Regions from separate parts of the Homo sapiens genome. Here region 2 is linked to region 1. A link is a contact called in ENCODE Hi-C or POLR2A ChIA-PET data. All regions are on one chromosome and are shown on one strand. Each heading gives the region's core, a stretch centred on a gene start or an enhancer-like site at or near the end of the contact. The rest is flanking DNA. Distances are from core to core; before and after follow the strand shown.

Evidence for each region. A loop is a pair of places that touch in the nucleus more often than their neighbours do. ChIA-PET counts read pairs that join two places held with the same protein, here RNA polymerase II (POLR2A). Pooled maps may share reads with other maps.
Region 2: a loop to region 1 is called in a map of aorta, with 4 times the contacts of the local background. The contact joins two enhancer-like sites. A Hi-C loop is called at or near these places in 3 of 168 maps with a recorded cell type or tissue (aorta, cardiac septum and left cardiac atrium) and 4 of 50 pooled maps. POLR2A ChIA-PET finds 5 or more read pairs at or near these places in 2 of 52 experiments (AG04450 and Caco-2).

Annotation. Positions count from the first base shown.
Region 1 is chr4:99,203,127-99,208,077 of GRCh38, forward strand. ADH6 (alcohol dehydrogenase 6 (class V)) reads right to left here. Exons shown (of 9, transcript NM_001102470.2): 7 at 4,320-4,455; 8 at 1,799-1,937; 9 at 1-1,117. The coding sequence ends at 1,093. LOC100507053 (a long non-coding RNA gene) reads left to right here. Exons shown (of 10, transcript NR_037884.1): 4 at 1,231-1,305. Among named protein-coding and RNA genes, the nearest start is that of ADH6, 14 kb to the right of the region's middle. RefSeq lists an enhancer at 1,940-2,441. Within about 2 kb of position 2,610, at least 5 of the 41 ENCODE cell types and tissues checked have a DNase peak (open chromatin) inside an H3K27ac peak, as active enhancers do.
Region 2 is chr4:99,382,066-99,387,016 of GRCh38, forward strand. LOC102723576 (a long non-coding RNA gene) reads right to left here. Exons shown (of 5, transcript XR_939020.3): 4 at 1,427-1,555. Among named protein-coding and RNA genes, the nearest start is that of ADH1C, 32 kb to the left of the region's middle. Within about 2 kb of position 2,051, at least 9 of the 41 ENCODE cell types and tissues checked have a DNase peak (open chromatin) inside an H3K27ac peak, as active enhancers do.

The sequences.
Region 1 (4,951 bases), core at 1,360-3,859:
ATCCAAAGTTTACTGACATGCAGGGACCCCTGTGTGATCTAGTGGGAGTCCAGAGCTAGGGGAGTCCAGCTGGAGCAGAAGAGTCTGCAACTAGGAAGGGAACTCTTGTGTGTATGAGGGTTGGTAATAGGCTCTTTTTGTATCAAGAGGAAGGGAAGGAAGTCATATCCCAAGAGGGCACTTAACCTTAGTCCTAATTCTAGGAGAACTAAGAGGGGCTGGGGCAGAAAGTCAAAGGGTCGGGGTAGAAGGATTGGATGCCACAAAGCATTACTGGGGCTCATTTTCCCCTAAGCCACTTCTTGGAGGAAAAACTCCATGGAACACATTAGTAAGAAAGTATACAATTATTCCTGTTTTATGTGAAGATTGGAATAAAAAACAGTTTTGTTATTTAATATTACAACCGCTTTGTAGGAAGTGTGGATCCTGCTAAATGATCCACCTCCTGTATGATGACTCCCCTCATCCCTTTTTTTTCTGCTGGATCCCTAGGTGGCTTAGTTATGAAGATGGGTACTATGAACTGCTGATAGTCAAATCATCCTGACTAATTGAAGAATAATTTGAATTTTCTTTGGCAATCCAGGAGAGGAGAGATTTGTGCCAAGGAGATAGGATAAGTGAGCATTTGAGACTGGGTTAACTTGATTCAGGTTAACCTGAATCTTCAATAAACTCATTAATGCGGAGTTTTGTTTCTTTAGAGTAAAATGGCAGAGTTTCATGTCTAGGCCTGTGAGAGAGACATATAGTGTACAAGAATATAAAGGTCCACAGGTAGAGGAACTATGAAAATGGGAGCATCTTGCATTGACCTTTTATGTCTGAAGGATGTGGAGTTGAGTGATTCAAGCCAACCTTAATCTAGCTCTGAAAAGGAGGCTGATCCTTGGTGACACTGGGTTACGTAAGAACAATTTTGATGAAATGGTTAGGTCAGAAGCCAGATATAGGTCCACTGCGGAGTGAATCAGAAGTCAGAATATAGAAATGGGATTGGGTGAATAATTCTTCTAAATCATGAAAATTACATCAAATGCCATTGAGTTGGTGAAATATCCTTTGGGTCTTGCATGTATTACATTGTACTTAAAGTAACAGGATACAGCGGATACTGAAAAAAAGAAGAAGAGAAAAAAGGTTGGAACATTTTTAGAGCAACATTTGTGTTTTGGATTTCAAATTCTCACTTTGTAGAGCAGTAAACTAGATTTTTTTTCTCTTTAGGTGAAAAATGAGAAGATTAAATAAGCCATGGGAAGATTTTTTAAAATGACATGAAACTCCAAGGGTAAAAAGTAGGTAAGCAAGCTTATACTCGTGTGGGGAATGCCAGTTTCTGGGTTATGGCTGGTTTCTGTTTTTTGGGTCAAAGATAGGATTCAGAATTAGGAATCCTATGAATAATTCCTCTTCTCCCCCAAAGTAGAACAACAAATACAACAATGGCCTATTTGTGAACTACCTTCTTATGTTTTTAAACTTGAGCTACAATTTTATAAGCTGACTTCCATTAATATGTCATGTAAAAAAAAAATCCATATTGGAAATACAATGCTAATGGCAAAAGTAACGGTAGGTGAACACTTAAATACTTTCAGGATTATGTATTTTATTAGCTAGAAATAAAACAAAATGCAGAGGGGAAGGAGATGCTTTACAAATTCCTGAAAGCCTCTTCAATTATCAGTATACAGCTTCTGCAGCAGGGACGACCCTTCTTCTACTCCCAAGCCAATACACCCTTTCTCTTGGTCTCAAACACACAGACATAAAATTTATGTGGGCAGTTTACCATTTTCCAGTTTTCATTAATTCAACTGCTTCATTGATTTTATCAAGATTCAGAGTATGAGTAATTAGTGGATCTAGATTCAACTTCTCTGCCATATAATCAGCAACCAGTTTAGGGATGTGCTGTCTGCTCTTCCAGCCTGGAAATACAGATTAATGATGAATTTTACACATGAGGCTTCATTATAAAGGAAAGGTCATTCAAAGTAACTGCTGAAGTTGTTGGCTTTGACTGAGAAAATCTAAGCCTGTCCCGTTTACTTGCCTCAATCATCAGGAGAATGCCTACCCCAACCACACACATTATATAGAGGGCTGTGTTCCTAAAGGAGACTTCTGGTACTACAGAGGAGAATTAATTCAAAGCAGATAGAATGTGGACCTTGCCTTGAGTGTTCCTGGTGTCATGTTGCAATCTCTGGGGAGCAGTGAATCTATATCTAATGTATAACAAAGGCCAAGGTCTTGGGAATCATGGAAAGAAGCAATTCAAATGTTAAATATAGCACATTTTTTTGTGTGTGCATTCCCTCATGTGTATGTTTTGATCTGCCACTTCATAAAAGAGTCAAATAGCTTAAAGGAAAAGAAGAACTCTCACTGTGGCAGCAGTCCCAGTGAAAGCTCTTGGGAAAAGAATGTGTACAAAGCAATATAAGAATAAAATGTGCTTTCTGGAAGTAAGAATTGAACAAGCAAAGATGGAGTTAGCTAAGGTAAGATGTAGTTTAGCATTGTATTTTCTCTATTCCCGTGATTTTCAAGAAACACATTAAATTTAGCACTGTGCTAAGTGCCACGCTCAGTGAGTTACCACACAGACTTTGGCAGTCTGCTCATTGCTAGAAAGGGTGGGTGTGGTGTAATTGTGCAAAGTATAATGTGGCGTAATCTGCTTAGTGTTCTATGCGGATTATTCTGTGATAGGATCTTGACAATTACTTGCTTTTCTTGGTTCTAGCTTAGGTTAGGCTCCCCAACTTCTTCTCCAAACTACCACAAACTCTTCTAATAGATTTATTTTTAATTTAAGTTTGTTTCTGTTATGTGTAACCAAGAATACTAATTACTGTTCTATGTCATGACATGAAGGGCCAGTGTATATTTCTATTTGTTTTTATATTTTGATTGGTGATCTGATAAAACATTTTTACATCTATGTCAACCCTCCACTTTTTTTCTTATTTCAACCAAATGACATAGGAAAGAAAATTCTAGGACCACAGACGGGACTAGGCAGTGTTTCTCAACAAGGGCACTACTGGCATTTTGGGTGGGGAACATTCTTTCTTTTGCACATTGTGGGAGGTTTAGCAGGACTGTCCAACACCTGTTAAATGCTATTGTTGATTGAAAATCATTGAACCAGAGGACTATACTATTTGTGGAATAAACTAATTTACATTAATGATCACTATATGAGTGCTAGAGTGGCCAGTGAATTAGTTTCATTCACTGAGGGTTTTAAGAATATTGGTAATCTTATTTTTATAAGACTTAGCTGAGTATGTGTATTTTGAATTAACATTATCATCTATAAATACAATAGAGAGAAATGGCAATGGATGTATTCAATGATCTTAAATAGAAGAACTGAAATTACAGTTCTTCTATTTAATAGATTATATATATAACTGGATTATTACTTTTTTTTTTTTGCTGGTCCTGCCATGTATCTACTCTTTATAAATGAATTAGGTAAGGCTTCTAATATCTGTAATAACATGCTGCCATAGCTTACTTGGGGACTACAGACAGCTCACTTGTGCAAGTAATTCAGGCACTCCTCTAATTCTCATCTCTTTTTGCCCAGGCATTCAGATTGCCCAGAGTTTCTGGATAAATACATTTCTTCGTAAATTTCAGATTTCTTGCTTATGAGCCCAGAATCTTAAGCAGATTTATTTAATTTAGTTTGTCTTCTACTTTTTCAATAAAATAGTCTTCTAAAGTCTATAAAAATGTTCCAGGACAGGTAAAAAACAGAAAATCAAAGGATTCTATAAGATATTTTTCCTCTGGGTAAAATAATTCTTATTTTTTTTAATCAATAGTATTTCTTTTAAATCAAGAATCCATTGTGTTTAATATATTTGAGTTGGTAGCGTGACAACTCATTTGTTTGGGATAAGATTTTACATGAGTTGAACAATGACAACTAATGGCTAAGTATATTCTCCAAAGAATCCCAGCTGGCAGGTGTATAATTTCGCTGAAGTGTAGTTATAGATTACAATATTGCCTTCTTTTCAATTTAGAGTTTGCTTTAAATGTTGGACACTGGATTCTTTACCAATCAATTAAGAAACCTCTTCTCTATCTTTGCATGAGAAAAAGCTTTCCAAGAGGCACTAGATACACCCACTATCCATCCCTTTATATTGGGTATTCATATGTTGAAAAAAAAAATCTGTAATATAAAGCTGTTGTTTTATGTCCTTTCTTAAGCGTTTATGGTACATTTTTCTATTTCCCACCTTCACCTCCTCAGGCATTTCCACCTTTCCCTGCTTCATCCATACCTCCAAAAACAGAACCCTTCAAAGAACGTCCTGAGAAGAACAACTGGCCACTGATTTTGAGTTGAACACTGGCAGGCAACACCCCAACAACCACACAGACCCCATAGCTCTCATTGCAGGAGGCGAGGGCAGCTGCCTGTTAGAAAGTGATGCAATACAGTATAGGGGTTAAAAGATGTATGTGAGGATTGAGCCTACATCTTAATTTCAGCTTAACTCCTAAATGGTCTATGACTTTCTTTTCTGATTCTCCCTATTCTCATTTGAAGTAACATTTATCTTGTAAGGATGCTATGAAACACATATAAGACGTTGTATGTTGCTTAGTATAGTACCTGGCACTTTAGGACTCAATAAATGGAAATAACAAAAATGAAAATAGTAAAAACATCCACAGTAGTGATAATAATAAAAATAATTTTTATAAAAATTATTACTGATGCAGGTGGCTGGTAAGAATTGACATTTTTCTTTTAGACATCTAAGAAGACAGATATTTATATAATAAGATGATAGCAAAGTGAGAAACAGATACCGTTACATTCGTTATGTTCAAAGGCTATTTCTCAGAGTAAGAGTGTGAGAAAGGTTTTGCTGTTTCTTCTTACAGATAAAGGAATTTATGTATGGTG
Region 2 (4,951 bases), core at 801-3,300, 180 kb after region 1:
TCAAGGTCACACAGTAAGTGGTAGGTCTTTTTTCTTTAATTTCTGTGTCTCTTCCATATACAAAATAGTTGCTATGGAAACTAGATTTGGTTGTTTTTGAAATATCTTTCAATATAACACTGTTCATCATTTAGCATTAATAAACTCACCCTGAGATTTATAATTAATATCTGAGTCTTCCCTGAGAGCAAAGTATTTGTAATGGCTAAAAACAACAATAACAACAACAAAACCAGGGTAAATCAGGTAGCTTAGTAGAATGTTGAATCATGAAAGAAGTAACAACAAATTGCATGCACTTCACAATTTTTTCTCATACCCTTCTTTACTGGGACTAACACTTGGGAAGGAACCTTAATCTTAGTGCTAAAGCAACAGCTTAGGTTTTAGTATTTCTCTTGCTGGAGAACTCTACTGTTGAAGGAGATAAGTCATTTTAAGCATCTTGCTTATTTTTTCTCTTCTTTCTTATTTGGGTCCTTCTTTTATTTAATAAGCAATTGTAATGTTTAAAAATGTAAGCAATCTCACATATATGCAGCCAAGATATGTTTCTAAAATTATGCCTAAAAAATGTAGGTTATTACAATGATGTAAATAATCCTTGTGCTCTTTATCTTTTGATAAAAAGAAATGCTCAGTTTCCCAGAGTCTTCCTGTTCCCCAATTCTCTCCCAGGGCATCTGGGGGAAGGAAGACTTTCCCACCTCCTTGCCTAGGTGAAGATCAGCTCCTCATCACTTGTGATGCTCCTCTTTCCTTCAGTCTTCCTGACAATGCCTCTCTCTGCCTGGGTGCTGCTCACCTACTGTACTTGTAGCAGAGGGCCTTATCTGGTGGAGCTCATGGTCTGGTTTATTTTGGTTGGCCAGAGCCCAGTGTTGCTCTACTGATCACTTAGCTCACTTTAGCTCTAGTTATCACAACAAACCCCATGTCTCTCTTCTGGCCTCCTGCTCTGATGGTCCATCTCAAGCTGAAGATCTTGATACATTTCACCAATTCAGACCCTGTGAATGGGAATGTTATTTGGCTCTCAAGTCACCTGATTGCTCAGTCATTCCCCTTTGCCCTGCTTGCTCTACCCTGCAAAAAGGAAATGAGATATTTAATTTCTGCCTTGGCCTTGTAGTGATGGAAAGCTGCCTTGAAAAGCTAAACTCCATGCCTAACTTCTGTCTAACCACACTTTGTTGCCACGTTAAACTCTGGTATGGGTCTGCCCTAGATTGGGCAGAAGGGCCTGTGGTTGGGCTATTTACATAGACCCAAATAAGACTCCATAGCTTCCTCTTCTAGAGCATCCCCTCTTTCCTAACACTCATTCCTGGCTAAAGTCAAGCAGAAGACATGAAGACATTTAGATATGAGTATTTTCTACTTCTCCTTCTCCCTTTTTCCCTCCCATTCCACAACCCCCTACTACCAGAGGGATGGACTTTTTCCCCTTCCTCTGTGTCACATTCTCTTCTTATCATCATACAGCAAGCCCTGGCAGTCACAGGCAGAAGGGATAGGTGTTACCATTGTGTCAGAAATCTGAGTCTTCTTCAGCCTTTAAGAAAAAAAAGAAAAGGAATTTAGAAAATTCTCTACCCTAAACAGCTTGGCTTTTAAGCTTATTGTCTTGCTTCAAAGTCCTATTTTAAACATCGGGGAGTAAATAGCAATAATCTTGATCGATATTTCTCTGGCCACCAATCATATGAATGTTTCGGGTCAATTGAGAAGAAGGTCTTAGAAGGAGATAATGTCATAGAGATATAAAGAAGTTTAAACCAGAAGGCTAGCCTTGGATCTGGGTGGAAAATTCCAATGTCATTTATATTTACTTTTATTGCCAAAGCTGAAGGTCATGGTTGTTGAATGAAAACATCTGTTTACTCTCTTTCTGGACACCCATTTCTACCATCACTCTTTCTGAACTTTGTTACATGTTTACTGAATAATTTGTAGCACTCTTATAACTTCAGGGTACCACGTGCAAAGTAAGTGAAAAACTCATGGTTTTTTAGGAGTCAAGCACTCCCAGACATGTGTTATGCATTAGTAAAAACACGCAGTCACGCTTCCTGTGCATGTGCACCATGTTTGCACTGCAGCCAAAAGAAAAGGAAAAAAAATGCTTTTCGTTCTATGTGGACATGTTCCAGGTAGAATGACACCACACATTTCAACTTTATTTCAAAACTTCTGCCTTTAAAAGGAAAATAAAGAAAGAAATGTTTATTCTTAATCTTATGGGATTAAAATCTACCTCGAACACCACACAGTAATTGGAAAGACCCAAAGGACCAAGCCAGGTGCATAAGCCATGGGGTCAGAGTTGCCTGTTTTCTTCTGAATTGTTATGATTAGAATAATTAAACAAGGAAGTTTAATAGCAATTTAATAGCTTGTTGACAAAGTTATACAAGCTAAGTTTAATATCTGTTTGGACACCTCATGTCAAATAATATTCTCAAGAATCTGAAAAGTTCAGTAAAGTTAATTGTAAGGCCAATTTGTAAAAGTCTTCTAGAACTAAAAAGATAATTAAAAAGAATATGTAGAACAAGAAAATAGTAGGAAGCAGAAGTAAAATAATATAATTTTTTTCTCTATCATAAACTTAAACATCTGCTTCCATATGTTTATTCTATAATCTCAGAATTACATAATTAGTTACTCTAAATGTAACATCAATATTACATGATATTCTGTAAAAAATATAATGAATTCTAAGCATTATGTCTTTTGAAAATGAGAACCTGTGCTTTATAAGACTTTTTGGACTTTAAATCTCTGTAGGAAAAATAAAAACATTTCCATTGTACTTTGAGGATTTTTTAAACAAAAAATTACAGCTAGATGGTATTATTTAGTCTAAATTATTTCACACATGATAAAATTAAGGGCCCTCTGAGATTATGCAATTTTTTCAGGTCACATGTAGTTGGTGAAATATCTAGAATGGGAATTCTGTATTTTCTTATATCCCTTGCTAATATGGGGGTCTGATCACAGGTTCCTTAATTCTCTAGGTTATTGCGTATTTGGATTAAATTACTGGGTTAACATGATAGATGAATAATCATGCCTCCTGTGCCTCCACCCAATGAAGCCAACAATTACTACAAAAGCTAGTATCCACAATATAAATTCAAAGGCCATAGTCAGAATAGATTTTTCATCTGTATTGAGAAGCACAGTTTTTGAGGCATACCACATACTCTAGCTTTTGAACCATATGCCAAAGGAAATATGAAAATACTTTGTTATCTCTCCTCTCTATGCCTTTTTCAGATTAAAGAGCTCTACTGACCATCAGGAAATGTTATCATTCCTGAACAGACCATGTAGAATTGTCTTTGCCCATTGGAATTATCCTACTTCTCCTAGACACATCCTGCACCATTACTACTGCTCTTTCTCTATCCAGGCTTCTTTATGAATGCAACATATTGTATAAAAGCGGTCTGGAGAAAGCACAGGGCATCCTGGTATGCTTAGTGTGAACAAAGGAAACGTATTGCAAGTGTGGATGGAGTTAGCCTGTGGGAACAGTTAATGAGGAGGTCTAGTCCCATGTGTTATGTTGCTTAATTAAGAACTGCATATTGCATGGCTAGGTGCTGTGCATGAAAATAGAATTTAGCTTTAGCTACCAAACAAGCTCCCAAGTAGACAGAATGGAAGCTTAAGGCTGTTCCACTCACCCTATCTTTTGACAAATGCAGTATCAGAAACAATTTTATATAAGAAAAAGGAAACAAGAAGAAACTAAAATGGGGCCTATAAAACAATACTGCAATATAAGGGGGGGAAGACAACACCCGAAAACATAAAAGAACATAACTTTTTATAAGAAACAAATCATAATTTTAGAAAGCAATTGGTTCATTGGTCTTCTCCAGGTGTATGAATAGAATAGCCTCTATGAAATGGATGCTTTGACCCATTACGGCTAAAGTAAAGGCTGAGCTCCAAGTGGAATCCCAGTGAATGAACAACTTACACAATAAACTAGGAATATAATAGTAAAAACAAGCAAGCAAACAAGCCAACAAATAAAAACTCAAAATGGAAATAGTAAAGACCAGAATTGACACTCTTGACGTCAAATCAGCAATCTGGACAACTTCTAGATACTTATCAAGAGACCCTAGAACAGGACAACAAAACAAAAAGATACTTCTTGAACCAAAATAATAAAAATCAAAGATATAAAAAATAGATGGTAGTAGTTTTTCATTTAATTAATATTTTGAGTACCCATTAGTCTTTAAGCATATATATTGGGCAAATTTAAACACAAAAAATCAGGATGGCTTAATAAACATCAAAGAAGCCTGAGACCTGACAGAGAGGATAATTTTTTATGGCCAGAAGGAAAATTGCATAGTCAAGGAATACCTTAGCATTAGATAATATAATATCTTAAAAGTTAGAATCATAGAGAAAATGAGAAGTCATCACTTCAAGGAACTTGGAAGTGCCAATCTAATCTAAGGGAGAGGAATGCATAAAGGTCGGGGCATCATCCATAGTGATACCTGGGTTCCAAGTTACAGAATACTAACTAAGAGTGGCTTAAGCCCTTGCTACTCAAAGTGAGGTCCACAGACCAGCAACGTGGGCATCACTGGGGTGTTTATTAGAGATGTTGAACCTCATGGCCCACTGTGCCTACTGAAGCACAATCTACATTCTAACAAGATCCCCAGGTAATTCATGTGCACATTATTCATTCATAATCAGTCGTATACTTCAGGGGCCCCTACCCAAGGGCCACCAATCAGTAACAGTCCATGGACTATTAAGGAACCAGACCACACAGCAGGAGGTGAGTGATGAGCGAGCTAACAAAATGTTATCAGTTTTTACAGCCGCTCCCTAGCGCTTGCTTTACTGCTTGAGTTCTGCTTTCTGACAGATCAGCAGAGCATTAGATTCTCATAGGAGTGAGAAC